3 separate regions of the Homo sapiens genome follow, and all the other regions are linked to region 3. Evidence: read pairs that join two places in POLR2A ChIA-PET (ENCODE). Cell type or tissue: OCI-LY7. All regions are shown on one strand. Links, peaks and the distances in the headings refer to the core of each region. The heading gives the core; the rest is flanking DNA.

What was found. ChIA-PET counts read pairs that join two places held together with the same protein. Peaks named below come from ENCODE experiments on the same cell type or tissue, not always from the same donor. Only the 100,000 strongest peaks of a DNase experiment are listed, where the experiment ranks them.
Region 1: POLR2A ChIA-PET joins it to region 3 with 19 read pairs; 9 of 35 experiments call an interaction of 5 or more read pairs at or near these places.
Region 2: POLR2A ChIA-PET joins it to region 3 with 20 read pairs; 24 of 35 experiments call an interaction of 5 or more read pairs at or near these places.

What each region holds. Positions count from the first base shown.
Region 1 is chr2:65,058,695-65,069,373 of GRCh38, reverse strand. All of the region lies in intron 1 of CEP68 (centrosomal protein 68), which reads right to left. Among named protein-coding and RNA genes, the nearest start is that of CEP68, 7.6 kb to the right of the region's middle. RefSeq lists enhancers at 271-1,037, 1,038-1,806, 7,692-8,193. In OCI-LY7, for the core only: CTCF peaks have their summits at 4,263 and 4,467; DNase peaks (open chromatin) are centred at 4,173 and 4,463; H3K4me3 peaks cover 844 bases; H3K27ac peaks cover 1,326 bases.
Region 2 is chr2:64,835,038-64,845,716 of GRCh38, reverse strand. No RefSeq gene overlaps it. Among named protein-coding and RNA genes, the nearest start is that of LINC01800, 23 kb to the left of the region's middle. RefSeq lists enhancers at 5,546-5,595, 6,172-7,371. In OCI-LY7, for the core only: no CTCF peak of the experiment used is centred there; DNase peaks (open chromatin) are centred at 5,606 and 7,506; H3K4me3 peaks cover 1,625 bases; H3K27ac peaks cover 2,660 bases.
Region 3 is chr2:64,743,438-64,754,116 of GRCh38, reverse strand. No RefSeq gene overlaps it. Among named protein-coding and RNA genes, the nearest start is that of SERTAD2, 95 kb to the right of the region's middle. RefSeq lists silencers at 2,395-3,394, 3,726-3,795, 8,337-8,416. In OCI-LY7, for the core only: CTCF peaks have their summits at 3,277 and 3,479; DNase peaks (open chromatin) are centred at 2,956, 4,036, 4,446, 6,276 and 2 weaker places; H3K4me3 peaks cover 4,813 bases; H3K27ac peaks cover 4,930 bases.

The sequences.
Region 1 (10,679 bases), core at 2,567-7,566, 310 kb before region 3:
AAATATAAATCTTCTACATCTGTGTTCAGGAAGTCTTGCTCTTTAACAATTAAGGCAAACATATTTTTGGTCAAAGAAAAAAGGAAACAAATGGTGACTACTTCCTCAGAGGAGCACCGAGTTCCGGCTTTTCCCTGGCCCCAGACCTTTCCAAAGGGGACACAGAAGCACACCATTTCCCCTCTGCTTTCATGGTGGATGGTGCCATCCCCACCAGCAGAAACCCAAGAGGGTCAACACAGGTCCAAAGTCCAATCAAGGCTGGGGTCCTGCCTAAGTCACCTTTTTGCCCTTTTAGCCCAACCCCACTGGGTAAGAGGCCTGGTGGGACCCTTCCTGTGCACAGGCCCATAGTGGTTCTGTTGTCGTAACGGTCCCCTCAGCAAGCAACTCAGGCCTGGCTCTGACTGTTCTATCCTAGAGAACAGCAAGTCAGGGCATGCCCAGGCCTCAGCTGGGCACTGGAAGAATGCCCTCCAAGATGCTTGGCTCTGCCTGGCAGAGGAGGCAGGACCCTCTCTTTTCTTTTCTTTTTTTCTTTTTTCTGAGACAGGGTCTTACTCTGTCACCCAGGCTGGAGTGCAGTGGCATGATCTCAGCTCACTGCAGCCTCGACCTCCCTGGGCTCAGGTGATCCTCCCACCTCAGCCTCCTGAGTAGCTGGGACTACAGGCACATGCCACCACGCCTGGCTAATTTTTCTATTTTTAGTAGAGACAGGGTTTCACCATGTTGCCCAGGCTGGGACCCTCTCAAAGCACAGAAACCACATCCAGCCTGTGGAACAGGTGAGAGCTACTTGTTCCAAGGATGGCCAGTGACCAAAGAGAAAGAGATCAGCAACTCTCCTCAGGCTGGCCTGGGTTATGCTGCACGTGGTGATGGAGGGAAGCTGTGGAAAGCTGGTGGGTAACAGTGGTAGGGTAAGTGTAACACAGCATGTGTGCACATGAGAGCAAGAGCCAATCAGCAGGCAGGCAGGCGAGGGAGCACAGGCCGAGCACTCAGGGAAGGATGATGATTTGGGAGCTGAATCTGCAAACAGGACCATTCCAACACAAAGAGGTTCAGGAACAACAGAGGGACATCACCCTCAGCCTAAGCATGCCAGCAAAAGTTGATGCTGAGAGCCCTGGTGGGATGGGGTAGGGGGCCAAAAAGCCAACAGGAGGAAGACCAATGCTGGGAGGATGTGGAAGGGGAGGTAACGGAACCGTGAATGCCCAGGATGTCGGCAGCCACCCGGAGTGCACTGGGCCAACCTCAAAGCTTAAATGTGGGCAGAAATGGCCTTGTTTCCTTAGTCAGGAGGCAAACAGATGGTAAGAGGAGATGCTGGTGGAGAGCCTGCAAAGGGGGAATGGCTGCGGGCTCATCTTACTCAGCTCACACGCTGGGAAATACCACCTAGATGGGCACTGCACACACTGAGGACGCCTTGCACTGGAATCCAAGAGGGCCCTTCCCTACTCTGCCTGATGGGGCATGCCAGGCTCCAGCCTGATTCAGAAGTGACCCTGGAGAAGAGCATGCCCTTCGCACGGACGCTCGTCTAGTTCCCACAACCACCAGGTGGGGCAGGAACTAATCAGAAAATTATTTTTGAAAGGTAATATACAGCTCAAATGTAAAATGCACAGCAGATGTAAGTCTCTCTCCGCCCTTGTCCCCCATTCCTTTGCCAAAATGAGCCAGGGCAGGCAGAACATCTATGACAGTGCCTGGCATGGTATGGACACTAAGTGTTGGCTGTTGTCATTAGTGTCATGGGGAGGCATGGACAGAATCAGTGTAACAGGTCACCTTACAAGGAAGGACAAAGGAGCCAAATGGGAGAAAAAGCAGCCCATTTTTAAATACAAATCAAACAAAATATTTACTACTAGATACTCCCACAAAATCAGGGAACCAGCCTTACTAGTTTTGTGTATGACCCTTGTTTCCTGATGCAAATATCTATGTTCATCCTTCCCCCACTTTTGTTCCCCCAGAAACTGAGTCTTGCTCCATCACCCAGGCTAGATAGAGTTCAGCGGTGTGATCTCAGCTCACTGCAACCTCCACCTCCCGGGTTCAAGCGATTCTCCTACCTCAGCCTCCCGGCTAGCTGGGACTACAGGCGTGCGCCACCATGCCTGGCTAATTTTTTTATATTTTTAGTAGAGATGGGGTTTCACCATGTTAGCCAGGCTGGTCTTGAACTCCTGACCTCAGGCAATCCACCCACCTCCCAAAGTGCTGGGATTATAGGCATAAGCCACTGTACCAGGCTTATCCTTCCCTCCCTTTTTTTTTTTACATAAAAGTAGCAAACTGTATAGGTCATACTATTCAGAACCTTGGTTTTCTTTTCTCTACAAAAAATATCTAGGGGCTCATTCCTAAGCAATACAGCAGGTCCTTCAGTAACATCACTTGGTACGATATCTTTTTTTTTTTTGAGACAGAGTCTCACTCTGTTGCCCAGGCTGGAGTGCACTGGTGCGATCTCAGTTCACTGCAACCTCCGCCTCCCTGGTTCAAGCAATTCTCCTGCCTCAGCCTCCCAAGCAGCTGGGATTACAGGCATGTGCCACCATGCCCAGCTAATTTTTTTTTGTGTGTGTATATATATATATATATATATATTTTTTTTTTTTTTTTTTTTGAGACAGAGTCTCACTCTGTCTTCCAGGCTGGTGTGCAGTGGTGTGATCTCGGCTCACTGCAACCTCTGCCTCCTGGGTTCAAGCAATTCTCTGCCTCAGCCTCCCGAGTAGCTGGGATTACAGGCACCCACCACCACACCTGGCTAATTTTTATATTTTTAGTAGAGATGGGGTTTCACCATCCTGGCCAGGCTGGTCTTGAAATTCTGACCTTATGATCCACCCGCCTCAGCCTCCCAAAGTGCTGGGATTACAGGCGTGAGCCACCGTGCCTGGCCAATTTTTGTATTTTTAATAGAGACGGGGTTTCGCCATCTTGGCCAGGCTGGTCTTGAACTTCTGACCTCGTGATCCACCCGCCTCAGCCTCCCAAAGTGCTAGGATTACAGGTGTAAGCCACACCGCCCAGCCGGTCCAATGTCTTTTCATTATATCATTGATAAGAAACCCTGATTCCTGACTGAGGTCACTGTCTGTATGGAGTGTGCACATTCTCCCCATGTCTGCCTGGATGATATCCAGTTCATCTGGATACTCGGGTTTCCTCCCACATCCTGAAAACATATACTTAGGTGAATGGGGCTGACTACATGGTCCTGGTCTGAGTGTGGGTAGATGAGTGAGCGTGCCCTGCCATGGGATGAAGTCCTGCCCATGATTGGTTCCCTCCTTACACCCTCAGCTGCTGGGACAGGCTCCAGCTACCTGCGAACTTGAACCCATTTGAGTAAGCAGGTAAATCATAATCTTGTGTTTTTTTTTTTTTTTTTAAGATGAAGTCTCGGTTTGTCACCTAGGCTGGAGTGCAGTGGCGTGATCTTGGCTCACTGCAACCTCCGGCCCCTGGCTTCAAGCAATTCTCCTGCTTCAGCCTTCTGAGTAGCTGGGACTACAGACACTCACCACCATGCCTGACTAATTTTTGTATGGGGTTTCACCATGTTGGCCAGGCTGATCTGGAACTCCTGACCTCAAATGATCCGCCCTAGTTGGCCTCCCAAAGTGCTGGGATTACAGGCATGAGCCACCACGCCTGGCTCATCTTACTTGTTTTTATTCATCTTTCATAAATGTATGTACAGCTCACATTTATTTCACTATTTAATTTAAAAGTGTTTTAGTCTTTACTTAGAAGTTTGGTGATGCTTTCATGACCAGAAATATGCCATAGGAGCTTAACTCTTATTTATATCAATTAGACTATGGTAAAATTGGTTTCGTTATATGTCCTTTCAAGTGGCAGAGTCACGGTTTCCAAGAACTTACTGACGACATCAAGTGAGGACTTACCGTACAAAGACAGCTTCCTCTTTTTCATTACTGACCAGTACTGTATTCTGGTGTAAGGACGCACTAGTTTATTTCACCAGTCCCTTATTAGTGGACATTTGGGTTATTTCTAGTCTTTTTTGCTAGTCCAAACAATGCTATGATGAGTCACTATGCACACACATTTGTGCTGGCACATCCTCAGCATGAATTGCAGAAGTAGAGCTGCTGAGGCGAAGGGTGCTTTTGCACACACTGCCAAGTGGCCCTCTGCTGAGTGGTATCACTCTACACTCCACCAGCACATGTGAGGGCCAGTTCCCACGGGAGCCAGGGTCTTTAATCCTCACGTCACAGATGGGGAAACGAAGCCTCTGAGTGAGACAAGTCCAGGACTGCCCAACTCCAGAGCCCAAGCTGTTTATGAGCCAACTGGGGAATAAGTGATCAAACAGTTAAGCCACAAAGCAGAAGAGAGAGAAGACTGGTGGAGGGACAAAGAGAAGAGTGACAAATCTTGCTGAGACAGAGATCTTACGGAGCCACATCCTCACCTTGTGGCTCATTAAGAAACTGCACATGAAGACGTTTACAGGCAAGTTTTGTTTTCATAAGTAGGGGAACAGCTGCGCCCGTGAGCTAGAAAAACCAGGGTGAAGGCTGGGTATAGCCCATAATTCCCAATTGCTACTTCTTGCTCCATTTCTTTTTTTTTTTTTTTTTGAGACGGAGTCTCGCTTTTTCGCCAAGGCTGGACTGCAGTGGCGCTATCTCAGCTCACTGCAAGCTCCACCTCCCGGGTTCACGCCATTCTCCTGCCTCAGCCTCCCGAGTAGCTGGGACTACAGGCGCCCACCACCGCACCCAGCTAATTTTTTGTATTTTTAGTAGAGATGGGGTTTCACCACATTAGCCAGGATGGTCTCGATCTCCTGACATCGTGATCTGCCTGCCTCGGCCTCCCAAAGTGCTGGGATTACAGGTGTGAGCCACCACGCCCGGCCTCTTGCTCGATTTCTAAAAACTCTCTCAATGGCTAGAGATTCCCCACACCTCTCACTAAAGGGTGCGATCTTGAGACAAGGTGCTGGAATAAGATGATGATGGGGCAAGGGAGGGGTGCAAACAAATTATCCCTTTGTTTTGATCATGTACTTTTTATTCATCTTGTCTGGACCTCATTATTCAAAAAAGAAGGTATCTATTTAGCCTGGAGAGATAGGGAGTGGTGAGCTATTACAAACTATTCAGTTGACATCCCTAAGTAACTTACAAGGATACACACAAACCTAAACTAGGTTAGTAGTGTGGCCAAAGTCCCTTCAGCAACCAGGTAAGAAGATCTGAAATTCAATGATTTTCAAGGAAATTGTACGTCTGTAAAGACGGAATGAAGGTAGTTACTTTCTTAGACTGGATAAACAGTCCCTTCATAATCTTATTAATCTGCCTGACAAATCATGCTTTTCCCCCCTATTATACAAGTTTATTATGAGAACCAAGACAGACACATGTGAAAGAAAATAAAAACCAATCTATAATGCATTCAAAACTGTCTATGAAATGTTACCAAAATGCAACGAAAGGGAGAAATCAGTTGGGATAAAAATAATAGGGGAAAACTTCCTGAAGTAATGACTGAAGACAAACCTCTTTTAAAACAGCAATCATGCCGAAGAAAACACTGGCCCAGGCTATGATAAACGCACAAGTTTTGGATTCCTAGGACTCAACCCTGTCTGCATCTGGCCGGTGGCCATCTGTAACACTGCATGAAGGTCTGGTCTTCATTTCCATAGATCCGAGATTTTACACATCATTCCTCCTAACCCTCTGGGGTAGGGGTGGGGGCGATAGATTCAGGTTGCACTTCTAATAAGAGGCAGCTTATCCTTCTCAGACTGGTGAATAGCGCTTGTTGTCTTGGACCCACACAGTCTCCCAGGTCATCAGCTTTAAACAATTTCCTAATGTGGGGCCTCCCGTTCTCGGATCACACATTTTACAGTGCTCCTGGAGGCTAGCAGCTCCATGATGGGGCACAGGCCCCCGTCGCCTCCCAAATGAAGGAAGTGCCAGGAGGTTGGACTGAATGACAGGAGACATCAGAGCACAGACAGTGAACTCAACCTTACCCTCTGAGAAAGGTCTGTACACAACAGAACTGCCTTGTCCTTTGTCAAACCAAGAGACAAGCCACATAAGCTTCAGGATATTCTAGGGACCATCTGGACTTTGCTATTAAAATTCTGTTAGTTTCCAGAACCTGAAGAGGCTGTATGATCCACCAGATATAATTAGGAGTGATGTAGGCTTGGCTTACTCTTGCCCTACAGTAAAAATACGCCCACAAATCATGCATGTGGTAACACAAACTCTAAGCCTGGACATCTGACCCTTCTTCGTATATGCTGCATCACCCTAGGACACTCCTGTCACAGCTGCCGGGCTTCCTCCCACTCACTTCTGTCCAAGATGGAGAGAGGAGGACTGGGAACTGTGGGAGGGGTGAGGCTCTGCTCTTGCTCTTGACTAAACCCCTCAAACAGATGAATGATCAACTAGAGAGCAATCCTCCTTTCAACAAAAAAGGACCTCCCCTAGGACTATTTTTTTTTTTGAGATAGAGTCTCGCTCTGTCGCCCAGGCTGGAGTGCAGTGGCACGATCTTGGCTCACTACAACCTCTGCCTCCCGGGTTCAAGGGATTCTTGTGCCTCAGCCTCCCAAATGGCTGGGATTACAGGCGTGCACCACCATGCGTGGTTCATTTTTTGTATTTTTAGTAGGGACAGGGTTTCGATATGTTGCCAAGGCTGGTCTCGAACTCCTGAGCTTAGGCAATCCACCCGCCTAGGCCTCCCAGAGTGCTGGGTTTACAGATATAAGCCATCACGCCCCGCCTCTTTTTTTTTTTTTTTTTTTGAGATGGAGTCTCACTCTGTCGCCCAGGTTGGAGTACAGCAGCGAGATCTTGGCTCATTGCAACCTCTGCCTCCCGGGTTCAAGCAATTCTCCTGGCTTAGCCTCCAAAGCAGCTGGGACTCCAGGTGCGTGCCACCATCCCCGCTAATTTTTCTATTTTTAGTAGATACGGGGTTTAACCATGTTGGCCAGGCTGCTCTCGAACTCCCGGCCTCAAGTGACCTGCCTGCCTCGGCCTCCCAAAGTGTTGGGCTTACAGGCGGGAGTCACCGCACCTGGCCAGGACTCTTTAAGTCGTGAGCTCCCTTTGAAACAATCTCATTTATACCAACTTTGCCCAGGGAGCTCTGTTCTGGCAAGGGCTCGTCTCTTACCTGAGCGCACAGTCACCTGTGCCAGCCACAGAGGCCAGGTGTTGCTAGACTGAGCAAGCCCTATGAGTTCAGGGCCAAAACCTCCAAACCTGTTTTCACAGGAGGCCACAGGAATAAGTGATAATTGCCATGAACACACAGTGGCAGAACCTGCCCAGAGAACCAAAGAGGCTTTCCATGCTGCTCTTTCTCCAATAACATGAAACTGTCCACAAGGAAACAGAAGGCAGGACCCAGCAGAGCTTGCTGGAAGAACTCTGGGGGAACTAGATTTATGGAATAAAGGAGCTTAAAGGCAGAGGCCAAGCAGGCATGGGAGGTCACATGAAAGGAGGTAAAGACACGTAGGGGAAGCCAACAAAGGGGCCAGTCACAAAAGGTGACTGAGGCCTGCTTCAGGGTGGCGTGGGTGCCAGGAAAACTGTGGCTGGAGGCCTGAGACTGGGAGGCCAGCAGCAAAGAGCAACTGCTGCTCCACCTGCTCCTGCCCTGCTGGGAAGTCCCCCTGGAGCCCCACAGTCCCCCACACCAGCCCTGTCTTTCACTGTGGGATAGGTCACTCTGAGCACTTTGTCCCCCTTCTCTGCAGGTAAAATCAAAGTAAAGTGAAAATGAAGAAAAGACTCAAAGCTACGGAGGGTAGACTGTGTCTGCTGTGGCTTGGCCATGGGCCGAGGCCATCCCCAGGATCCTTGGGCACCGGGAGCCCCTTCTTTTCTCCCCAGGGCTGCTTCTGGAAGTTTTGCTTAGAGTCAAAAGAACAGAAGGAATCTCCCAGGGCCCTAGGAGGAGCCAGTGGGTCCCTGTAGATCAATGCGGTAGGGAGGGCTGTGGGCTAGGCTGCTTGGCTGTCTGTTCCCTCGCCTTCTCACTCACTTATCTGTTGGCTGACTGACCAGGGCTACCAGACAGCCTCCCAGCAAGGCCAATGTTCTCATTTACAAGGCAAGGTCTTTAGGTAGCCCTTTTTTTTCTTTTTTTTAATTTGAGATGGAGTCTTGCTGTGTTGCCCAGGCTGGAGTGCAGTGGTGCTATCTCACTGCAACCTCCACCTCCCAGGTTCAAGCAATTCTCCTGCCTCAGTCTCCTGAGTAGTTGGGATTACAGGCACCCACCACCACGCCTGGCTAATTTTAGTATTTTTAGTAGAGACAGGGTTTCACCATGTTGGCCAGGCTGGTCTCGAACTCCTGACCTTATGTGATCCTCCTGCCTCGGCCTCCCAAAGTGCTGGGATTACAGGCGTGAGCCACTGCGCCCAACCTAGATAGCCTTTAAAGAGATGTAAGTCACATCTACAAGGAGCTTGACTGAGTCCCAGCTACTCCTCCCCTCAACCCCAAGCTCTCTGGCCTCCTCAGCAGTCAGCAGAGTGTCCATGTGTAACAAAGCTCAATGTACAAGGATGCTGAGGGCTGAATATGTCAATCAACAGCACCTTTTTTCTCACTAAAGAGCAAAGCAGAAAAACACCTTCCTTATAACAAAAGTCACTGTCAGAAGAGGCTGTACCTGGACCACATGGGTGCATTTCCACAGACCACTGCTTTTACTATACTGACAGTTTTTATTTTTATTCATTTATTTTTTTTTAAGAGACGAGGCCTCGCTATGTTGCCCGGACTGGTCTCAAACTCCTGAACTCAAGCAATCCTCCCTCCTTGGCCTCCCAAAATGCTGGGATTACAGGTATGGGCCACTGTGCCCGGCCCTGACACTTTTTTGTGAGGTCATCAGGCTGCACGTATGAAGACTGAGAAGAATCTTACCGCTCTCAAGAGATACTATTAAGATTGCCACTCACTGTACCATAGCATTCTCTTTGGAGAAGCCATGGGAGAATTCTCTGGCCTCAATAACAGAAACAGCTGTCTCCATTCAGCAGACATTTTCACTTTATAAGTACTGGCAAAACTGATAAAAAAAAATTTCCCTCTTTGCTTTGGCTGCTACAAAGCTCAGGGCCAAATACACAATCTCACCTGAGTAAAAGGCATAGGACAGAGAGGTACTTGCCTTTTTGTGCTAATTTCTTCCTTGACTTTCTCCTATTTTTTTTTCACTCCATGTGCCTCAATTGCTGTTATTAAAAATCTTATTACATCAAAGTATGTTGGAACAATTCCTCAAATAGTTTTTTTTTAACAAGATAGAGAAATTGTTAAAACAAAAAATAGAAAAAAGCTCCTAAACCCAAGATTTTATTCCAATACCATAAGAAAATAAAACCCATTTACCCAATACTTCTAAAAAGCAAATGTAGATACTAGGGTTAGCACTTCACTATCAAAGTGTGATCCAGCACCAGCAGCATCTGCATCACCTCAGAGCTCGTTGGGAATGCAGATTCTCAGGTCCTGCCCCAGAACCTTGGAATGAGAACCTGCATTTTAGCAATATCTCCAGATGACTTGGTAAGAAAAATGTTTCAGAAGCACTGGGTTGGTAAGTAAGGCTGTTTCAGCACCCTGAGAAGGAACAACTAAAATAGCTTTACAACCATTCCTTGGGTGCCTATATGCCAGCCACACACAAGAAGAAAATTTATGGCCCTTGTCTTCAAGGCCTTTGCAACAGGACATTAGAAAAGGCTTACACCTTGTGGCAGGTTTTTAATGGCTAATTATAGAATACCACAGCTGAAAGGGAGTCCCCAGAAATAATAGTATTCCCTAGAAAGAATTTGAGATTCATGATGGCTATGTTAAAAACAGAATCACAGACCTGAATTTCTCCTGTGCCAGTTACAAGTGAGGAGGGGAAAGGTATTTGTTTTGGAAACTGGAAATAATTTAAGAGAAACCAATATGCCAAGGGAGCTTACAGCTACAAGGAAATGTGCAACTTAACCTGTTTCCTGTAACCAGAAAGTGGTGCAGGAAAACCTGGAAGTGACGCAGTGTCCCCCAGGAGTTGTATCTGACACTTCTAGCTGGCAGACAGGTCTAAAGCCAACAGGAACATTTCTTGGGCTTTTCATGATGTTGGTGAACAACATTAAAGATAGGAGACAGTTTCTTCATGAGAACAGATTTAAGTTATAAGGAGAGTCCACCTCCATAAGCTCTGCTTCTTTCTGGATGGATCAACCAGGTAAAGATTTTTTGTCAGCCACATGAGGCCCCCATCTATTTAGCTCCTCTGATTTTACATGACCATTTCAGATAACAGACCCCGTTAAGAATGTATCAAGTACTACTGTAACTCTTGGCCAAATTGCTATTTGGCACCAAATCAATCTTTAGTTGGTGGTGAGACTCCAGACACATAAACAGATAATCTTCTACGGAATACTTTCACTGTGGAAAGAGAATCAGGAAAGGCTAAAGGGATGTTTAAAAATCAGACATCAGGCTGGGCATGGTGGCTCACGCCTGTAATCCCAGCACTTTGGGAGGCTGAAGTGGGTGGATCACCTGAGGTCAGGAGTTCAAGACCAGGCTGGACAACATGGCGAAACCCTG
Region 2 (10,679 bases), core at 3,674-8,673, 90 kb before region 3:
GAGGAGGTGCCTTTGAGTGGGCCATTGAAGGGAAAGTAGGAGTTTGCTACATAGACAATGGAGGGAAGGGCATCCCAGAGAGCAGAAGCTTCTTGGAGGCTCTGGGGAGGAGGAAGACACAGAGGAGCTGACAGAAAGCAGGACTGGAAATTAGGGAAGGGGCCCCATGAGGAGGGAGTTTGCCTGCCTTGGTCAGGGAATCTGAGAAGGGTTTAAACAGTGGAGGAATACGCTTGCCTTGCATTTTTGAAAGAGTTCTCAGGTAGTTGCATAGGGAGTGATTGTGGTGAGGAGAAAGAACTGCATTTGAGTGGATGGCAAACTTCATGTTTCCCCTCTGTGAGTGACATTGTGAAGAGGAGAAGAAAAGTGTAGACAGATATGGAGATTAGCATGCGTTTTTTTGTTTGTTTGTTTGTATGTTTTTGTTTGGGTTTTTTTTTAAGACAGGGTCTCACTCTGTTACCCAAGCTGGAGTGCAGTGGTGCAATCATGGCTCACTGCAGCCTCGACCTCCTGGGCCCAAATGATCCTCCCACCTCAGCCTCCCAAGTAACTGGGACTACAGGTGTGTGCCACCATACCCGGCTAATTTTTTAATTTTTTTGTAGAGATGAGGTCTCCCTATTTTGCCCAGGCTGGTCTTGAATTCCTGAGCTCAAGCAATCCTCCTGCCTCGGCCTCCTAAAGTGCTGAGATTACGGGCATGTAATCTGCCACTGCACCTGGCCAAAACTAGCATGTATTAAAACATATATTTGGCTTCAAGCATAGGAAAGGATGAACATCCACACCTACAGAACTCTCTCAACCTGAATAGGCTTTTTTTTTTTTTTTTAACTGCTCTTTGTGGAGTAGGGTTACCCCATAGGTAGTGTGCCCTAGCCCCATGTGTTCGTGTGCATTGACTTGAGGGCTCTGGCAGGGTTTCTACTCCCTCTTCTAAAACACCATCTCTCTGATGCCTGAAATTCCACTTTCAGAAATTATTCCTATAGGGTAAGTGCTGATCTCTCTTTTCCAGAATTTCTCTTATTTTTTCCAAAATGGTTTTTTTACTTATGTTTTAAATTTCCAAAGTGACATGGCCTTCTTATAGAAAAAGAATGCATTAAAACATAATTGGAAGTGTCTGTTATTTCCTCCCAACTCTGGCTTAGACTCTGAGCATCCCTCAATACCCATTCTCCATTCTTTGTTTTGGTGGAAGGACCCTGATTATATTCTGGGTGACAATGTGTCTTGCTAAAAAAAAACCCTTCATTTCTCAGACTTTCTTAGAGCTAAGTGTGCACAACCTATGTGACTAGGTCCTAGCAATGAGACAAGTGCAAGTGTTCTGGGGGCTTCATGGGAGATGACAGCAGGGAGTGGAGGAGCTTTTGTCTTTCTTTCCTCCTTCCAGCCTGCAACTCCATGTGATGTAACGACTGGAACTTCAGCAGCCATCTTGGATCATGAGGTGACCTTGAGGATAGAAGCTGCATACCCAGATAGTGATCAAGGGGCCACTGTACCAGTCCTGGACTGCTCGCCTCTTATATGAGAAAGAAAAAAATTTATGTTTATATATATATAAAATATAATATGTAAGTTATATTATATTTATATATTATACTTAATAAAATATGTAAGTTTATTATTTATATAATATATAAACATATATATTATATAATATATAATATATAAACATATATATTATATAATATATAATATATAAACATATATATTATATAATATATAATATATAAACATATATATTATATAATATATAATATATAAACATATATATTATATAATATATAATATATAAACATATATATTATATAATATATAATATATAAACATATATATTATATAATATATAATATATAAACATATATATTATATAATATATAATATATAAACATATATAATATAATAATATATGTTATATATAATATATAAACATATATAATAAACATATATATAATATATATTATATATTATATGTTTATATATTATACATATAATATATGTTTATATATTGTACGTACAATATATGTTTATATATTGTACGTATAATATATGTTTATATATTGTACGTATAATATATGTTTATATATTGTACGTATAATATATGTTTATTGTACGTATAATATATGTTTATATATTGTACGTATAATATATGTTTATATATTGTACGTATAATATATGTTTATATATTGTACGTATAATATATGTTTATATATTGTACGTATAATATATGTTTATATATTGTACGTATAATATATGTTTATATATTGTACGTATAATATATGTTTATATATTGTACGTATAATATATGTTTATATATTGTACGTATAATATATGTTTATATATTGTACGTACAATATATGTTTATATATTGTACGTATAATATATGTTTATATATTATATATAATATATGTTTATATATTACATATGTTTATATTTTATATATATTTATATTATATATGTTTATATTATATATATTTATATTATATACTTTTATATATTATATATATTATATGTTTATATATTATATAAAATATATGTTTATATATTATATATAAAATATGTTTATATATTATATATAAAATATATGTTTATATATTATATATAAAATATGTTTATATATTATATATAAAATATGTTTATATATTATATATAAAATATATGTTTATATATTATATATTATATGTTACATATAATATATAATATATGTTTATATATTATATATTATATGTAACATATAATATATAAAATATATGTTTATATATTATATATTATATGTTACATATAATATGTTTATATGTTACATATAATATATGTTTATATGTTACATATAATATATGTTTATATGTTACATATAATATATGTTTATATGTTACATATAATATATGTTTATATGTTAGAGAGAGAGAGAGAGAGAGAGATGGAGTTTCACTCTTGTCACCCAGGCTGGAGTGCAGTGGCGGAGTCTCTGCTCACTGCAACCTCCGTCTCCTGGGTTCAAGCAATTCTCTGGCCTCAGCCTCCCGAGTAGCTGTGATTACAGGGGCCTGCCACCACACCCGGCTGATTTTTGTATTTTTGTATTTTTAGTAGAAATGGAGTTTCACCATGTTGGCCAGGCTTGTCTCAAACTCCTGACCTCAGGTGATCCACCCACCTCAGCCTCCCAAAGTGCTGGGATTACAGGCATGAGCCACCACACCCGGCCAGAAATTTGTATTTTTAAGCTGCTATTGTTTTGAATATTCTGCCACATGCAGCTCAACAAATCCTGCGTAATACACCAAACATCCTGGTCTTTAAGAGAAACTAACTGGCCCAATAGTAGCAGCACCATGACTGACTGAGCCAGATATGGTCAACTGACCCCAGTGGAATCATCTGTAGGCTACATGAAGCCAGATCCTCCCTCTCAGGAACTGGAGGCCACAGAAAGTCTAGCTAGTTGGTGCTAGACTTGAAAGTCACATAGTCACGAGGTGCGGGGGCCACCATTTTAGGGCAGCCATTTTATGAGACCATGTGCAAGCTGACAGCTGAGTGAAGAGAGCTGTCTGCTGAGAGAAAAGATTGAGGTGGACGCAGGTAGCAGAGATGAGAAACGTAACAGATCCCTAACATAACCTAACATACAGTCCTGTGATTTCCTTTTTCATTTTCTAGGTTCCCCTTTAAGTAATGCATACACCAATAATACTTTAGGATAAATTACTTTTGTCATCTTCCCAAGTGGAGGAAGTAAAGGAGGAGACAGACAGGTAATATGAGGTTCAGGGGAGAGGATGCCAAAGGGATGGGAAGTGGCTCTGGCAAGTCTGCCCTCACAGCACCTGAGCCCAGCCCAGCATGTAGAACACTCTCCCTACTTTTGGGTCTGCAGGGGCTGGCTATAAAATTCCTGGAGAGATTTGTTCCAGAGCACGGGGTTTAACACAGAAGGTCAAGAATTAGCTGGAAGTATGGTATCTTCAGAGCAGGATCTGTGGCCCATACTTGATTCTGCAAAAATTCAAGATGCTTATATTTTGCTCTAAGAGACTGTGGTTTCTTTATTCTGTTGCACCAAAAACTTGCCACATCACACTTGAGTTGTTTCTTCCTCTTTCTCATATCCTAGGCAATAAACTGTTAACTAATATGAATAAAAACTCAGCTTTCTTAGTTACCTACCTAAACGAGTAGCCCCTGAAAAAGCTTTCAGAAAGGGCATCAGAAACACCTATACCCTCAAAGAGCCTCCAAAATCAAGTGCCAATGCCACTTTATTTACTTGAACTTATCTATACTGTTAAATAAAAATTGCAGGAGGCCATTGTTTTGGACTAAGCTCCTGCACTAGGCCCCAACAGACAAGACTAAAAATAGAGTCACGCTGGCTGGGCGCGGTGGCTCACACCTGTAATCCCAGCACTTTGGGAGGCTGAGGCGGGCAGATCACCTGAGGTCAAGAGTTCCAGACCAGCCTGACCAACATGGAGAAATCTCATCTCTACAAGCTGGGCGTGGTGGTGCATGCTTGTAATCCCAGCTACTTGGGAGACTGAGGCAGGAGAATCACTTGAACCCAGGAAGCGGAGGCTGCAGTGAGCTGAGAGTGTGCCGTTGCACTCCAACCTGGGCAACAAGAACGAAACTCCGTCTCAAAAAAAAAAAAAATTAGAGTCACGCATGCCAAAATTCCATTTCACCAGACTAAAACTAAGTTATCTGACCTTCTGAGAAATAAGGTAACAGCCAATTTTCCAAACAGGCCAGTTTCAATCTTCAGTTGGCACGATAATGAAGTTTCCTCTGCCTTAATCCTTACATGCAAAAGTTAGCCCGAAGTAACACAAGGTTCACTGATCAGTGATTTTTCTACTCTTCCATCTCCCTGTCCCGCCTTACAAGGCAAGTAACTTTGAAATGATCAATCTGCTTTTTGTTCTTTGTTTTTGCTTTCTTCAGCCTTTTCTGTCTGTAAAGCCAGCCTCTTCTCCTCAGTTCATTGGACACTTATTCTGTTTTATGGAACGAAGTGTTGCCCAATTTTAGAATTGCAACAAAGCTTGTTGAGATCTTTAAACTAAATTTGTTGTAATTTTGTCTTTTACGATACTCTTTCTCATGCCACAAGGGATCTAAGGGGGGTTCTGATCTCATGTGTCATCAGTATCATCCTCCAAGCATGTATTAAACATTGGCTACATGCAGAGGGCTAGAAATAGAACAATGGCTAACATGAATGGAACACTTACTGTGGGCCAGGCATTGTGCTAAGTGATTTACCTACATTAGTCTGTAAGAGGCACTACCGTGTTTCATTGAATCAACAATACCAACAATTGTGAGTTACACCACTATGTATTAAGAAAGAAAAAGGAATCTGTCAATTAACTGGAGCATGAAATACCAGTCAGGATATGCTAGACTGTGCTGTCAAAACACAGAACCCCAATCTCAATGGCTAAAGAAGAAAGGTTTATGCTTCTGTTCAATGCCCACCAGCTGCAGCTCAGCTCTACATCCTCTTTACTGTGGGACAGGGCCCACGAAACAGCCTCCATCTGGAACTTTGCTGGCTGCTGACGTGGATGAAAAGGAGCATGAGCTGAACGACAGTTGCCTTTGAAAGTGCAGCCCGGATGTGATAGATGTTGCTTGCTTCACACTCCATTGGCCAGGACAAGTCATATGGCCACCCTGGCTCAGGAGGTGGAGTGTGGGCTTCTCTGGCAGGGCACTCCTAGAGGCACTACAGTCGATCTAGGAGTGGGAATACACCATCTCCTACCCCCATATCAACTGTAAGACATAGCCCAATTTCAGAGAGATTAAGATGCAAAAAGCTGCACATCCTAGAATTGATGAAATACACGATATCATCCCCAGTACACAGGTGAGGAATGGAGGCTTAGGTGGGTCATAAAATGTGCTTGAGATCTTAGAGCGGCAGAGCTGGGGCTTCAACCCAGGTGTCACTAACTCCACTTTAAACCACCCAACTTCCCAGGTGTGGCCTAAATGAGTCCTTGAGTCCTTACCAAAATAGTAGGATCTGTCAGGTCCTGGGGAATTACTCTCTATTTATTTGTAATTTTTTTTTTTTTTTTGGAGATGGAGACCTGCTCTGTCACCCAGGCTAGAGTGCAGTGGCATGATCTCAGCTCACTGCAACCTCTGCTCCTCAGGTTCAAGCAATTCTTCTGCCTCAGCCTCCCAAGTAGCTGGGATTACAGGCTCCCACCACCACGCCCAGCTAATCTTTTTGTACTTTTAGTAGAGATGGGGTTTCTCCATGTTGGCCAGGCTGATCTCGAACTCCTGAGCTCAGGTGATCCACCCGCCTCAGCCTCCCAAAGTGCTGGGATTACAGGCGTGAGCCACAGCACCTGGCCAGTAATTTTTTTTTAAACCTCTTTTATTCAAAGATGCATTGAGTCAGCACTGTGTTAGGTACAACACTAAAGGCTAAGACTCTAGTTCTCCTAAATAAAATGCCCCAGGTCAGCCAGGGGCCAGAAGGAAAGATCCACAGAGGTCAGTCATTAGCTGTGGAGCAAAAGGAGTGTGCTCAGAGGGTAAGATACACGTGACCTCTTCCCATACTGGGCTGGCCCTGGTCATAAATTGTCCCGTAAAGAGATGACTATTTAGTCAGAGGCCTGGTGGGTGCAGTTTGAGTGCCAAGAAGCAAGTGAGCTGGCCGTTGGAATGTGAGTGTGGGTGGGTGGGAGGGGGAAGTGGCCACTGGCTTCCACTGAGTCACAGAGGGCTGGGTGCGGAGGCAGCTGGGCTCCACCTTGGCGCAGCAGGAAGGAGAAGGGCAGGAAGAGCAGAGGCTCTTCTGGGGTGGGGTGGGGCGCGGAGGGGAGGAGGGCGGGCTCAGGGCACAGCAGATCCAGGCTGCAAGCAGGCCTTTGGCATAAACACTGCCCAGGGAAAAGCACCCAGGATCCAGGTGGCCACCCAGAAGGCCCCTTCTTGGGTGTAAATTGGGGTTGCCGTGAGAACATCCAGAACCCCTGCTTTTATCAGGTGTGAAATTCAGAAGCTGCTGGATGGAGTGTCAAATACAGGTCCCAAGAAGTAGAGATTTGGGGTCCTTTAGTTGCCACTCCTCCTCCCAGAGTAAGAGTCTCAACATATTAACAATGGGGAGCACAGTGATGTGGCTCACACCTGTAATCCCAAGCTACTTGGGAGCTGAGGTAGGCGGATGGCTTGAGGCCAGGAGTTTGAGGTTGCAGTGAGCTATGATCACACCATTGCACTTCCAGCCTGGGTGACAGAGGGAGGTGTTGATTCTAAAAAAAAAAAAAAAAAAAATGGGGAAGAATAAGAAAAGCCGAGGGTTAGCGGGAAGAAGAGGAGAGTAGAATGGGTTGGAGGGGAATGTGGACAAAATGTAAACATTAACTAAAGCCTGCTCCAGGATGGCATCCCTGGGTACCTACAGCATAGTCTGAGTGTGCAGTGCCAGTTCTGCTTTATATAATAAATGGAGAGGAAGTGTGCTGGAGGCCTGTGTGTGCGTCCGGGGACCGTCAGTGTGGGCTCCTGCTAAACCCAGAAGTCAGGCAGAAGCCAAAGCTCCCAGGAACCCCTGGAGAGCAGATTCACCCAGGGCACTCTGCCCAGCTTGCTCCCAGCCTCCACATGCACTCCCGACCGTCAGACCCACCCTCCAGGGCTGTCATGTCCCTAGAGCCTGCTTCCTTTTCCTTTCCCTTTCCTCCCTTTCCCTTCTTTTCTTTTCTTTTTTTTCTTTTTTTTTTTTTTTTTTTGAGATGGAATCTCGCTCTCTTTGCCCAGGCTGGAGTGCAGTGGCGCGATCTCAACTCTCTGCAACCTCTGCCTCCCCGGTTCAAGTGATCCTCCTGCCTCAGTCTCCTGAGTAGCTGGGATTACAGGCACCCACCACCACACCCGGCTAATTTTTGTGTTTTTAGTAGAGACAGGGTTTCACCATGTTGATCAGGCTGTTCACGAACTCCTGACTTCAAGTGATCCACCCACCTCAGCCTCCCAAAGTGCTGGGGTTACAGGCGCCCACCACACCCGGCTAATTTTTCTTTTTTTAGTAGAGACAGGGTTTCACCATGTTGGCCAGGCTGTTCACGAACTCCTGACTTCAAGTGATCCACCCACCTCAGCCTCCCAAACTGCTGGGATTACAGGCGTGAGTCACAATGCCCAGCCCCTAGAGCCTTCTTTCACGTCGTCGTCTTCGCCCTGGATGCTCTCTCTCCTCCACAACCTTCAAGGCCATCCTCCTGAATCACTTCAGCTGCCGCTGAATAAGTGCAGTGTGCTCATTGCTCAGGGCTCCTCTGCCTACACAGGTGGGGACAGGACCCACCCTAGCTAAAAGGAAAAGGGAGGGACTATATTGTCTCATGTAACTGCTCTGAGGAAAGTGCCACACTAGAGCTGGCCCTGGGGAGCCCTGGCAGGCCAGCGACTTAAACTCTATCTGTCCATCTGTCCCTGCCTGGCTTTCTTCAGCATGGTTTTCTCTTTCTTTCTCTCAAGCTGGCTGCCCACTAAGGCCAGAATATGGCCTTGGGGCACTCCTAGTTCTCCCCTTACAACCTTGTAACCAATGGAAGCCACTTTTCCTCTCCTGGCTGATGGCTTTAGAGGTAACATCTCAGCGAGGGACTCTGGCTTAGCCTGAACCACGCTTGTACCCCAGGGGCCAGGGTGGTGAAGTCTGAGTAGAATTTGGAGGGGGTGGTGCCGGGAAGACCAGGGCAGTCTGAGGCACACGTTATGATGTCATATCATTTGCTAGTTGTTGCAGGTGTTAGTTAACTTCAGGGCCTCAATTACCCTTCTGAATGCCTCAAAATAGGGGACTCTCTCCTATGCTTGTTTTGGTGCCCAGTAAGCAGGCCCTCAATAAATGTTTGCTGACTGGTTGATTAACCATTAGACAAACAGGCCTGCCCAGGACGGCTAATCCCTCAAAATAAACACTTGTGAAACTCAGAGTTGATCCCGAATCCTGGGGATCTTTCAGGCTCTTTGTAAATCTAGTATTATCCAGGGAACGGCAGACCTCTGGAGGCTGAGCTGCCTTTAAGAATAAAAACCTCTCCTCTCCCTCCCCTCCCACTCCTCCCAGGACAGAGAAGGGCGACTTTTGCAGGGAGGGCACCTTCCAAGGATCTTTGCTCATTTCCCTCCCCACCAGGGATCCCTACCTTAAAGGTTGGGATAACAATTGCCTATGATGGGGATGGAGCAACAGCACTCGCCCAGCAGAGATGATACTAAACGTGCATCTTAGAAGACAGTCAATGGGTTATCGTACGTCATTTAACCTGTCCGTTTGAGGGTGGTCATTTATGTGCCTTTCAGCTTTTTGTCATCTCTCTTGTCTCCCACTTGGACATCCCAGGGTTGCCCAGCAGCGCCTCTGTGTTTCAGAGCCAGACTCCCTCCCATCCTTCCTCTGGACTTTTTCTCCTGAGAGCCAGTCTGCAGCTTCAAAAGCGGGTGGTTATACTCACTCCTCAGTCTGTGAGCATTTATTGATTAACCTGCCAGTCAGCAAGTACTTAGTGAGCATCCGTTGTGTGCATCAGTCATTGTGTTGGGAGTGGAGAGGACCCCTGAGAAGTGTAAAACAGGATCCGCTCTCAAGGAGCTGCAACTACGCAGGGAGATGCCTGAAGAGAGATGATCCTGGGCTGGAAGGTCTTGAAGCTTCTCTGGGGCATTAATATAATGTGGTTATAGACTAAGCAATTGGGTTTGGGTCAGCGCCTGATGGATGGGTAGGATCTGGCTATCTATTAGAAGGTGGGGCAGCGGGGAGATGGGTAGACATTCCAAGAACAGGGAAAGTCAAGGAGGTTTGAAAATACAAGGTGTGTTCTAGACTTGACCTGCTTGGCCAGAGCAGAGGAGTTTTATGAAGAAATGACAGAGGTTTACCTCAATATTGGTTAGAACTAATAATTATGTAATGTATCCCATAGGCAGCAGAGAACAAATGAACAATTTGAGCAGGTAAAAAACTAAAATTGAATAGTTTTTATGATAGTGTTCACATCCCAGTTGCTCAGTGTTGCCTCTGTGATGAACACTGTTTACTTTACACTCAGCAACAATTCCTGACTCCTTTCTAACAGAACTCCAATGTTGTTCAAGATCTACTCCCCCACTATTCTGCCATGTGCCCTAAGAAAAGCCGGCCCCACCCTGCGGTGGCTCATGCCTGTAATCTCAGCGCTTTGGGAGGCCGAGGAGGCCGATCGCCTGAGGTCAGGAGTTCGAGCCCAGCTTGGCCAATGTGGTGAAACCCCGTCTCTATTAAAAATACAAAAATTAGCCAGGTGTAGTCGCACATGCCTGTAATCCCAGCTACCAGGGAGGTTGAGGCAGGAGAATCGCTGGAACCTAGGAGGCAGAGGCTGCAGTGAGCCAAGATCACGCCACTGCACTCCAGCCTGGATGACAGAGTGAGGCTCTGTCTCAAAAAAAAAAAAAAAAAGAAAGAAAAGCCGGTCCCACCCCATGCTCCAGAGTGGGTCTGATTGGTCTATCTTGCCAATGGCTGGTGCTAGAATGAGTATGACTCACTTCTAGCCCATGAGAGCTGATGGGAAGTCCACTAGGGGACTCCTGAAAAAAATGTCCTTGTTCCTAAGAGGAACTCAAGAAAGAGATGGTCT
Region 3 (10,679 bases), core at 2,299-7,298:
TGGTGAGACTCCGTCTCTACTAAAAATACAAAAATTAGCTGGGCATGGTGGCGCGCGCCTGTAATCCCAGCTACTCAGTAGACTGAGGCAGGAGAATCACTTGAACCTGGGAGGCAGAGGTTGCAGTAAGCCGAGATCGTGCCACTGCACTACAGCCTGGGTGACAGAGCGAGACTCCGTCTCAAAAAAAAAAAAAAAAGGGAGAAAGGAAATAGAAATAGATACACATAAGAAAGGAAGAGGAGGAAAGGAAGAAATAAACAGGGGGTCTCAAATTTTCAAAACAAAGGAATAAACAAGGGTTCTCAAATCAAATATTTATTTTAGTATTTTAATATTTTAAAATGTTAATATTTATTCAAGTCACCTGGGATATTTGTTTAAAGAGCAGATGTCCAGGTAGAGCCTACAGAGATGATAACTCAATAGGTTTCAGCAGATCCAGGAATTTGGGTGTGTCTTCCCTTTAAGAAACACTGGACTAAGGAGAGCACAAAATTAGAAGGCACACGGTAGGGCCTGGATGCATGCCAGTAACAACTGACACAGGGGCAGCTTCTGCCACAAGATGCTAACCCTAGGTATTTGCAGATCCTCTGAAAGATACTAGTGAATGTCTACTCAACTACATACTACGCACTACATTCTAGTGTATGAAGAAGATTCAAAATCTTCTTCAGGGTTATTCATATGTAAAACAATACTCTGATCAATTATAGTCACCTGAGTCATGAAATGACCTCACAGTGGAGGAAATAAGAAAGGGGCTTCTAAAATGTATCATTAGCACATTCTTTTTTTTGTTTTTTTTGAGATGGAGTCTCCCTCTGTTGCCCAGGCTTGAGTGCGGTGGCGCGATCTTGGCTCACTGCAACCTCCACCTCCTGGGTTCAAGCGATTCTCCTACCTCAGCCTCCCCGAGTAGCTGGGACTACAGGCACGCACCACCAGGCCCAGCTAATTTTTTTCTTTTTGTATTTTTAGTAGAGACGAGGGTTCACCATGTTGGCCAGGCTGATCTCGAACTCTTGATCTCAGGTAATCCGCCCACCTCGGCCTCCCAAAGTGCTGGGATTATAGGCATGAGCCACTGGACCCAGCCAGCACATTCTTAAATGTAGTTCAATAACCCACTTTGGAAAAGAAGTGAATTTTTCCCACACAAGGGATCTAATTTGTTTCACTTACCACAGGGTGACCTGGCTAAGGGAACACTGTCCACTTTTTGCAAATCATGTCTTGGGATGAGGACACTGGCCTTCCTGCACTGTGGAATTCCAAAGGAGTTTCAGCATACTGAGAGGCAACACATACACAAGCTGTGTGCTACAAGAAGTTTGTGGCACAGCTCATTTTTGTAAGTGGACTCAGGACTACTGAAAGAAATCATGGAGTAGGGCTAAAATCAGAAAGGGAAGAGAAAAGAAGTGTCAGGCTGTATGTCTTAACAGGCCCAGGGGAAGGATCTGTATCCTAAAATGACAATAATCAAGGAAGGTCCCAATATGACCAAAGTAAACCTTTGTGTTCACTTAGTATCTCTCTTCTGAATTCCAGAGCACTGTAGGTTTCAATTTCATATATATATTTGAAATATATACATATATATACATACACACACACGTATGTAAAGATTTCGCTCACTTCAAGACTCCAAAGCTAAATTATTCCTAGGTCTCTCCAGATGACTCCTTTGTGGAAAGGGGATGTCGGGTATTCTAAGTGAATTTGAGTAGAGATACAGTGTCTAATTTGCCTTTCCTTAGTTTCTTCACAGAAGCAATTGTCTTTAAGTCTCAAATTACGTGCAGAAATGCACCTGTGGGGAAGAAGGTGGGTTCTTGCCAGTGTATTTGCTTTAGTGAACATCTCCATTCAGGTTTATTGGTGGTTACAGTTACAGTACTTTCAAGTACAAGGGTGTGTAAAGGGTTAAGGTCTGTAAAATGATTGCTGGACAGTAGCCAAGAAACTGTGAAAAGCCATAACTCCTGGGAATCAGCAGGGAGGAGAAGATCTAGTAGTGGGTGCTGCGGAGCACCGACGTCAGGGTTCAAGGTGAGCCAGTGGGAGGAAGATCCGTGCGGGAGGGAGGGTTGGAGGAAGCTGAGGTATCGACATGCATTTACAGCTTCGCTCATACCAGGTTAAGAAGTGCCTTTTCCAGAAACTCAGTAAAGCAACAGGACGTATTCAGGAGCTGTTTCGACCTGCCCACACCCTACCCTGACTTTCCCAGAAAACAGGCAAGCAAGCAAGGGGCAAATGTCACGGCCAAGCCTCCCGCCTACGGCTTCCAGCCTCCTCAGATCCCAGCACACAGCCCCGCCGGACTTCCCCCGGAGCGGTCTCCAAGAGTGGGCACTGCGTGATCTGATTCACTCCAAATCTGGCTGTCCCCCGGGAGTGGGGTTTGGCCGTAGGGGCTCCCCGGCAGCGCCAGGCAGAGTCTGAGCAGCAGCCGCCGCCTGCACGCAGAGTTAGGAGCCAGCCTCCGCCGCCGCCTCCTCCTGCCGGATCAGAGTAGGCAGCACAGCCAGTCCCCATCGCTGTCACGCAGCCAGCAGCGGGCCGCCGCCCCCCCGCGCAGCCCCGGCCCTCACACTGTTATTTGCGTGACTGACCCGAGCCGCGCGGGAGGGGAGGGCTGGCCCGGAGAGGAGCTGGTGGAGAGGAGGAGGCCGGGCCCGCCCGCTCCTTCCCCTCTGGCCGGCTGCGGAAGCCCTCTCCTCCCCATTGGCCACACGCTCGCGTCCATCACTCCCGCGAGGCGCTCGGATTGGCAGAAGGCGCACTTCTGGAGCGAGGAGGGCCGAGTGACTCCGCGGGTCTCCGGCGCCTCCTCCTTCCCTCCACCCCACACTTGAACGTCCACCCACCTCTCCCCACCCCCCACTCCACTGCCCCCGCCCCGCTCGCGGCAGTGTCCTTAGAAGACTCATTGGGCCAGGGGTGCAGCCAGCCGCTTAACGAGCCGCGCCGCCATAGGTCGAGGCCCACGCCCGTCGGAACGATGGGCCTCACCATTGGGTAGCTCCGCTCCGCTCCGCCCCCTCAGCTCCTCACCCTCTCGTCGCCGCCTCCTAGCTCACCTCTTTCTCGGCCCCCTTACCCCGCCCGTCCCCGCCGCATCACCCCTGTCCAGCTGGGCGGGGATTGCTGTACGACTCTGTAAAGTCTGTGAGTCACTGCACAACCCATCAATCCAATTAAATGTCTTGAGCGAGCCGAGCAGGCGGTGCTGCCGCCCGCCGCCGCTCGCCCCGCCGCGGCCGCCCCTGCTCCTGCTTGCAGCGCCCCTCTGATCCATGGCTGTCTGTCTGTACTTGTTACGGTGTAACATCCTCCTCCTCCTTCTCCTCCTCCTCCTCGGGAGCCGCTGCAACTTCCCCTCAGCCAGCCTCCTCCTCTGCCTGGGGACTGCAAAGGCATGGGATAGACCCAGAGCCGCTTCCCTCTGTCTCCCCTCCAGCCCTCGCTCAATTTTCCCCCCTTTAAATTAAAGTCTGTTCCTCGCTCCTCGTCGTTTTAGAGATTTATTGGTTGGTCTATTATTTCCCCTGATTTTATTTTCCCTCTCTGGGGCAGAGATCGTAGGGGCCGGTGGGTTTATTTTAGGGAGGGGGCGCTCCATCACCCCACCCCTCCGTTTCTCCTTCTCCCTTTTCGGCCGTGACTTGATTTCCCCGCTCCTCTGCGCTCCCACCCCTCGAACTCACCGTCCTGTACTCGAGTGACGCACAGACACCCCCCGCCCACAGCCCAGACGCCCCCTCCCTCGCTGCCACCCCGACCCGTCTCGGAGCTGGACTGGGTGCCGACTTCTTCGCAGAAGGGTGAGTGCTGTGCTGGGTTGGGTGAGGAGGATCTGAAAAAATGTGGTGGCCGGTCCACTGTTGGGGAGGGCAGGGATCAGGTTGTGGGCTGCAGGTTCCCGGTCCGGCGTGGATTTAAGGTGGCGACTCCCTCCTTTCCTCCCTCCCTCGCTCCCGCTTCCTCCGCCCCTCAGCTCCTTATTCACCAGCCTTGCTGTATATCTAGGTATTGCCAGACTTCCACCATCGGGGCATTATAACGCTTATAAAACATTTGGTAATGGCATGCTTTCTGTCTTTAGGATGCTTAGAGAGCAGTGATAGCCACCAATGTGATCTGATAGATTCTATCACCTGCAAAAAGTGTAAAAGGGACGATGGGTACGTTTTCTTCTAATTCAAAGTTAAACTTTTATTCAATAAAGGCAAGGCAGAAAGGTATTTTTAATTTTAATGCGTGGCGATAGGGCAGCGATAAAGCAGAGAAAGACAGATTGTCTAGTGGCATTGCTTAGTGTTTTTATTTGAAAATAGTTTTATGGGTTCCCTATTGAAAAAATATCAAGTCCGTATCAAAGGTTATGAAGTCTTTGAACCTGTTGGGGGAAAGCAAGGTAAGATGGAAATCCAGCTTGACACTTCATCTTTAGCTCACCTCTGTTACAGGGAGGCATTACAACACAGAGTTTTAAATTTCTCAGTCACTGGACACAATGGAGCATGTTAAGGATATGAGAGAAATATGGATTATTTCTCTTTTGATATCCATCTTTTGTGTACTTCATTGCTTGTTCAGCAATGTCATACTACAGAATTTTGTAAAATTTTGATTTGGTTTCTTGGTTGTCCATAGCTCAGAAGTACAAATACCTGTCTATATATGCTTTATGAGGATGTTGCCATATGCATCTTTCATATTTTGTTTGAAATAAAAGTAAAAATTATGAGAAATAGTTGCTCAGAGTTGGCTTCTGAGGTTGCTTTTTAGAATTCAGCTGTTTTAAAATGGTATTACTCTTTTTGAGTCAAGTTCTGGGCTAGTTGTCCACAAGATTCAAATGAGGCCAAACCAAACATGTTTTGAAACATTAAAGTACAGGAAAGGCCTCTTAATAGTTCATTCTCTCCTTCTCTTTCAGAGTAACCAGAATAAGTTGTTACTAAATTTAATTTTAAAGAATAGACTGTTCCTGTACCGAAATCTGCCAAGTTGCTACAGAAATATTTCTTTTTAAAGAGCAGAAATGTGTTTATGATCAGCCCAAAGTAGTAAAGATGAAAAGTGACTTAAATGTAAATGCTGTCTTAAAGAAATGCTTGTCATAAGCCCCAAAACCTTCCAGAGTGTTTCAGGAAGACTTACACAAAACCTTTTTGAATTGTTTAGTAAATTTTATCATGTGACCTTTTTTATGAGTGTAAGACTGAATTATTGAAAGACCTCATAGCACAAGGGAGCCATGCTGCCAGAGTTTGAATCTTACCACCATCCCTCACTGGCTGTGTGACCTTGGGGGACGTTTCTAACCTGGCTTTTGTGGGTTTTGTCCTGTAGATGGAAAGAATGACTTCTCAAGGGGTTGTTGTAAGGTTGCATGAGAGTACATGTCACAGAGCACTCCAGGTTAGCTACCCCATCATCACCAGCAGTCTTAGAGAGGTGTCTAGTGTAGTGGTTAAGAGTAGGACCTCACGCTGGTTCATGCCTGTAATCCTAGCACTTTGGGAGGCTGAGGTGGGAGGATGGCTTGAGCTCAGGAATTTGAGACCAACCTGGTCAAGATGGTGAGATCCGGTCTCTACAAAATAATTAAAAAAAAAAAAAAAAAAAAGTGGGGCTTCCAGAACCAGATTCCGTAAGTTTAAACCCCAGCTTTTCCTCATTATCTTTGTGACCTTGGCCAAGTTAGCCTCAGTTTCCTCATCTGTAAAATGGAAATAATAGCACCTACTTCATAGGGTTATTGTGATCGCACAGAATGAGTTAATATATGCAAAGATCTTGAGTAGTCTTTGGTGCATCTTTGCAAGTTTAACTCTTATGTGCTTTGCATATCTTGAAATATGAATATGTTTTTTAGACAATTTTTTGTAAAGATAAATTTATTGTTATCAATAAAATAATCAAAATTTTTATCAATATGCCTAATGTTTTATGAGATTTATACTTTTAATCTAGAGTTTGTATGACTCTTTAAGAAATAGAGCTACTGGACCAGGCACAGTGGCTCATGCCTGTAATCCCAGCACTTAGGGAGGCTGAGGTGGACTTTGAGCCCAGGACTTTGAGACCAGCCTGGGCAACACAGCAAAACCCCGTCTCTACAAAAAATACAAAAATCAGCTGAATGTGGTGGCACATGATTGTAGTCCCAGCTACTGAGCCCTGGAGGTGGAGGCTGCAGTGAGCTGTGATTACGCCACTGCATGCACTCCAGCTTGGGCAACAGAGACCCTGTTTTTTTTTCTTTTTCTTTTTCTTTTTTTCTTTTTTTTTTTTTTTTGGAGACAGAGTCTCTTTCTGTCGCCCAGGCTGGAGTGCAGTGGTGCAGACTTGGCTCATTGCAACCTCTGCCTTCCAGATTCAAGCAATTCTTCTGCCTCAGCCTCCTGAGTAGCTGGGATTACAGGTGTGCGGCACCACGCCCGGCTAATTTTTGTATTTTTAGTAGAGACACAGTTTCACCATGTTGGCCAGGCTGGTCTTGAACTCCTGACCTCAAGTGATCCACCCCTCTTGGCCTCCCAAAGTGCTGGGATTACAGGCATGAGCCACTGTGCTTGGTAAGACCCTGTTTCAAAAAAAAAAAAAAGAAATTTAGCTATTGAATGAATTGAGTTGATCCCCTTTCATTTAAACTTGCATAATAGAATGTACATACCTCTATTAAAGTGTAATACATATCACACATTTGCTGTTATCTGTGGTTTTCCCTCCTGTTAAACAAAGCTCTTTGAGGGTAAGAATAGTATTTCATTTATAATTTAATCTCCAGTGCCCAGTACCTTTTATTTAAAGAAGCTTAATTAATGCATGTGAAATTAATTAAATAATGCTACTCTCATGTTTATAGTAGTTGAGTGACATTATAAGTGATACTTATACAAATATAAGTAATACTATTATTTGTATTATTGAATTGAATTTTCACTTTCTCAATTTTTGCAAATAGAGAATAAATGAGAGGAATTACAGTATAATTTACTCTTCATTATGGAACTATTTTTTATTTTCAAGGTTAAACAGAAAATAGTCTGAAAAGTATGCCTGTCATATCCTTCTTTGATACCTGACATGTCCAGTTTTTAATCATAAAATCTGACTCCCACACTTTCTGTCATTAAGTTGGATGTTGTTAATAATTAATATGAATTATATGAATTAGATTTGGAATGTCCCAAAAATGATGATATGATGTTATTATCTGTTACAGATTAATAATAATAATGTATCAGCCTAATCCTGTGAAATTTAAAATGGCATCATTTCCTTAGGGACCACATCCTTATTCTCTTTCCATTCAAGAGTGAAACTTTCTCTTGAGCAGTCTTAATAAATAATTAGCTATTGAAATAGCTGCACTAAATAGTGTGGCAGGAATCATAAAGGAAGCATATGTAATTAGTAAATAAAACACACTCTAAACTTTACCATACGCTTAATATGGTTACTCAATTGGGGAATATATTTTTCAAAATAAGCAAAGTTCATGGGGCCTACCGCCTGCCTCATTTATAGAATCATTCTATTTTACTTGTCAATAAAATCCAGTCTAATTACTGAGCCCTCTGAAGTTATAAAAAGCCAGAATTATCTTTCATTAGAGATCCTTGGTAATAAAATCTGAATACTAATCTACTCAGAATTGTTACAGTGTTCCATCACATTGTTAAAACTTTTCAAACACATATATGAAATATCTATTACAATGTGGGCAATTTTGTGTATATAAATCTTCGTTTAACCAAATCATCAGTTACCCAGTTCAGTTGAATATATTACATTTTCATTGGCTAAAATAATTAATTTAGAAAACTTGCCCTTTTTTGTTTTGATACATTTAAAGCAGCTAATCTACAGTGAAACTTTAAAAAATAATAATTTATAAGCACTTAGAACCTATGCTTAAGTGTTTGGTTGCAAGATCGAAAGTCTATTTTTCACTTGACACATTTTAGCGTGCCATTTATTCTATAGGTCACACCTCTTTCTTTCTTTCAGCTTTTTTTTTTGTGAGGACATTTGGGTATTTATTAGTGTTTTACAGACATATACAATTTCCGCAGGTTTTTTTTTTAAACAATGTTTGTTGTGTACAATTATTTGGAAAGAAGAGCAAGGAAGGGTAGAAATAACCTTTGAGGCTTGCGATTTCTATCCTTGTCTTCTAACATTAGGAACATGGATAACTATCTATACACTTTGTCAGTAATCAAAAGGAGAAGAAAATAACGTATGCATTATCTTATGGCATAAACTCAGAATTAAGGTCCATGAAGTTCTATACTGAGTGATGCTACTGATTGGCATGTGACCTTGAGCATTACACTTAACCTTTACCACTCTCCATGAGTGAAGGCAGTTACCCTCTGCTCACTCACAGAGGAAGTTGTAGGGGTCAGTTGTAAGTGCTTTTTAAAAGCATTTGAGAAGGACACAATGCAAGCAAATACAAAGTAAACATTAGCATTTATAAATGAATATTTGTTCATCATTATTTAAAAATTGTGACCTTTCAGATTTTTTACCTAATGGGCATTTTTCCTTTTAATTTTATATGTGAAGAGACTTCTTACTAGTATGTTCACAAAAATATATATATGGTACCTTTTAAAGAAGCAATGAACTTTGGTTTAGCTGAATGGGGTTTTAAATGTTGTAACACTGAGATTTTGGTACATCCTGGGTTATAACAGATGTTGATATTTTTGAGAACAAACTTCAGGTATCTTGAGAGTTAATACATTTTATTAAGTTAAAGTTTATAAAACTTATATTTGCATTGCAGGAAAACATGTTCAGACTTAGATTCCATTAGCAGTGTATTTAAATAGAAAAATTAATCATATTATTTACTTTTAAATTTCGAAAGGATTACTTGGCTGTAGGACCCATCTTGTTTTATTTTATATTTTTATTTTTTTGAGAAGAATGGAATCCCTGGAAAGGACCCTTCTTTATACTAACTTTTTTTTTTTTTTACCTTGAATGCAGTGAAATATGCATTATTTCAAAATATAGTGGCTTGGAGGATTTAATTTATTTCAGCTAATTTTGTATTTAGGAAAGCTAGGGAAGGCCTGTGTGGAAAGGCTGCGTTTTAAGAAACTGTGTCCCTAACAATGAGTTAGGAATTATTAAAATTTAAAAGTCAATGTATATAATTAGCATTATATACATTCCTTTGAATTCAGTTTTATGTCTCTGTGATTATTAGCAGAATTGTCACAACCTCATGATGTTACTCACTTTTTTAAGCGAAAATGAAATTCTAGTTTACTCAGAATAACAACTATTAAAACAAATAAGGCATGTAAAGAAATATTTCTTCTAACTGACTTTAAGAAGAGTGAATAGTGATCCTCAAATGTGAGGTTTCTAAGCAGAAAGCAACTTTAAAAAACATATTGTCCTTACTGTTCAGTAGCCAACCCACTGAAACTTAGAATGATCAGTTTTCTTTTTGAATTTAAAGTTCACATTGATGTTTATAATGTGTCGTGTGTTGGTATGTATAACTCTTTGGTATTGAATATTGACCTTTAACATATTAAATAAAATGATCAAACTAGTCTACCTTTTATTTAAATTTCATCTGTTTTTCACACCCTTCTTTTTATTCTTACATTGTATTTCAGTTTTCTTAATATTTCCACGTTTGTCTTTTCTTTTTATGCAGCATCTTCATTTTACTCTATCCTGTCTGCCTCCCAAGAATCATAGGAATTCTTTTTCCTTGATCATAGCAGGTTTTTTTTTTTGTTAGCTCCCTTTGCATTTGCCTCTATATAAGGTATGGAGTAGGAGTTTTTATTTAAACCTAAGACCAAGTTATAGCTTGTGTGAGGTGGTAACAAGGGAAAACTGTAACATATTTATTATTTACTGATTTTCTATTAATCTATTTTATGTGGAGGAGCCCACAGATTTTTTTCTTTTCACATTATCTTGAAATGTTTCATCCAAGCTTTTTTTTTTTCATTCCATGTCTGGTTCCCTGGTGAGCTTTGGAGTTGGTTTCTGCCATGATCATTGCCACCTGACCATGAGGAGGGTGGCTTGCCTGAGAACATCACATTAGCCAGAATGAGCAGCTCCTTTTGTTTTGTTTTGTTTTGCTGTTGGCTCTTTAAAGCCAGGCAGAACATCAGACCATGTCCACTGTGACATTTTCCAAGGTTCACCGTTGTGGAATGATTAATGGTCGTTGGTGAAGTAACCATCAGCTTCATTGTCTTCTATGGCTTCAACTCAAATGAAATGTATCCCTTTGAGTTAACTTTAGTTTTGATTTTAAGGGTTCTTTTTATCCAGAAAATCAGAGTATAAAAAATGTATTTTTAAACAAGAAAGATTTACATAAAAATCCTGTAAGTAAGAGTTTTTGTACGGACCAAACGTCATTGATCTGGAGAAAATATTTAATAGTTTCTCAAAATATCTGACATATTTAGACATCAGTAGTAGAAAAGCTTTAATTAAACAAAAATAAGTCCTCCTTTTGATTTAAAAAGCAAAGTCTATTTTTACTTTTTAAACAATTTGAATGCAAAATTAGATAAACTGAGTTTTGGAGTTGATTAAATAAGATATTTCCCAGAAATGGTACTTTATAAAATCTATGCCTCATGGAAGAAGTTTGA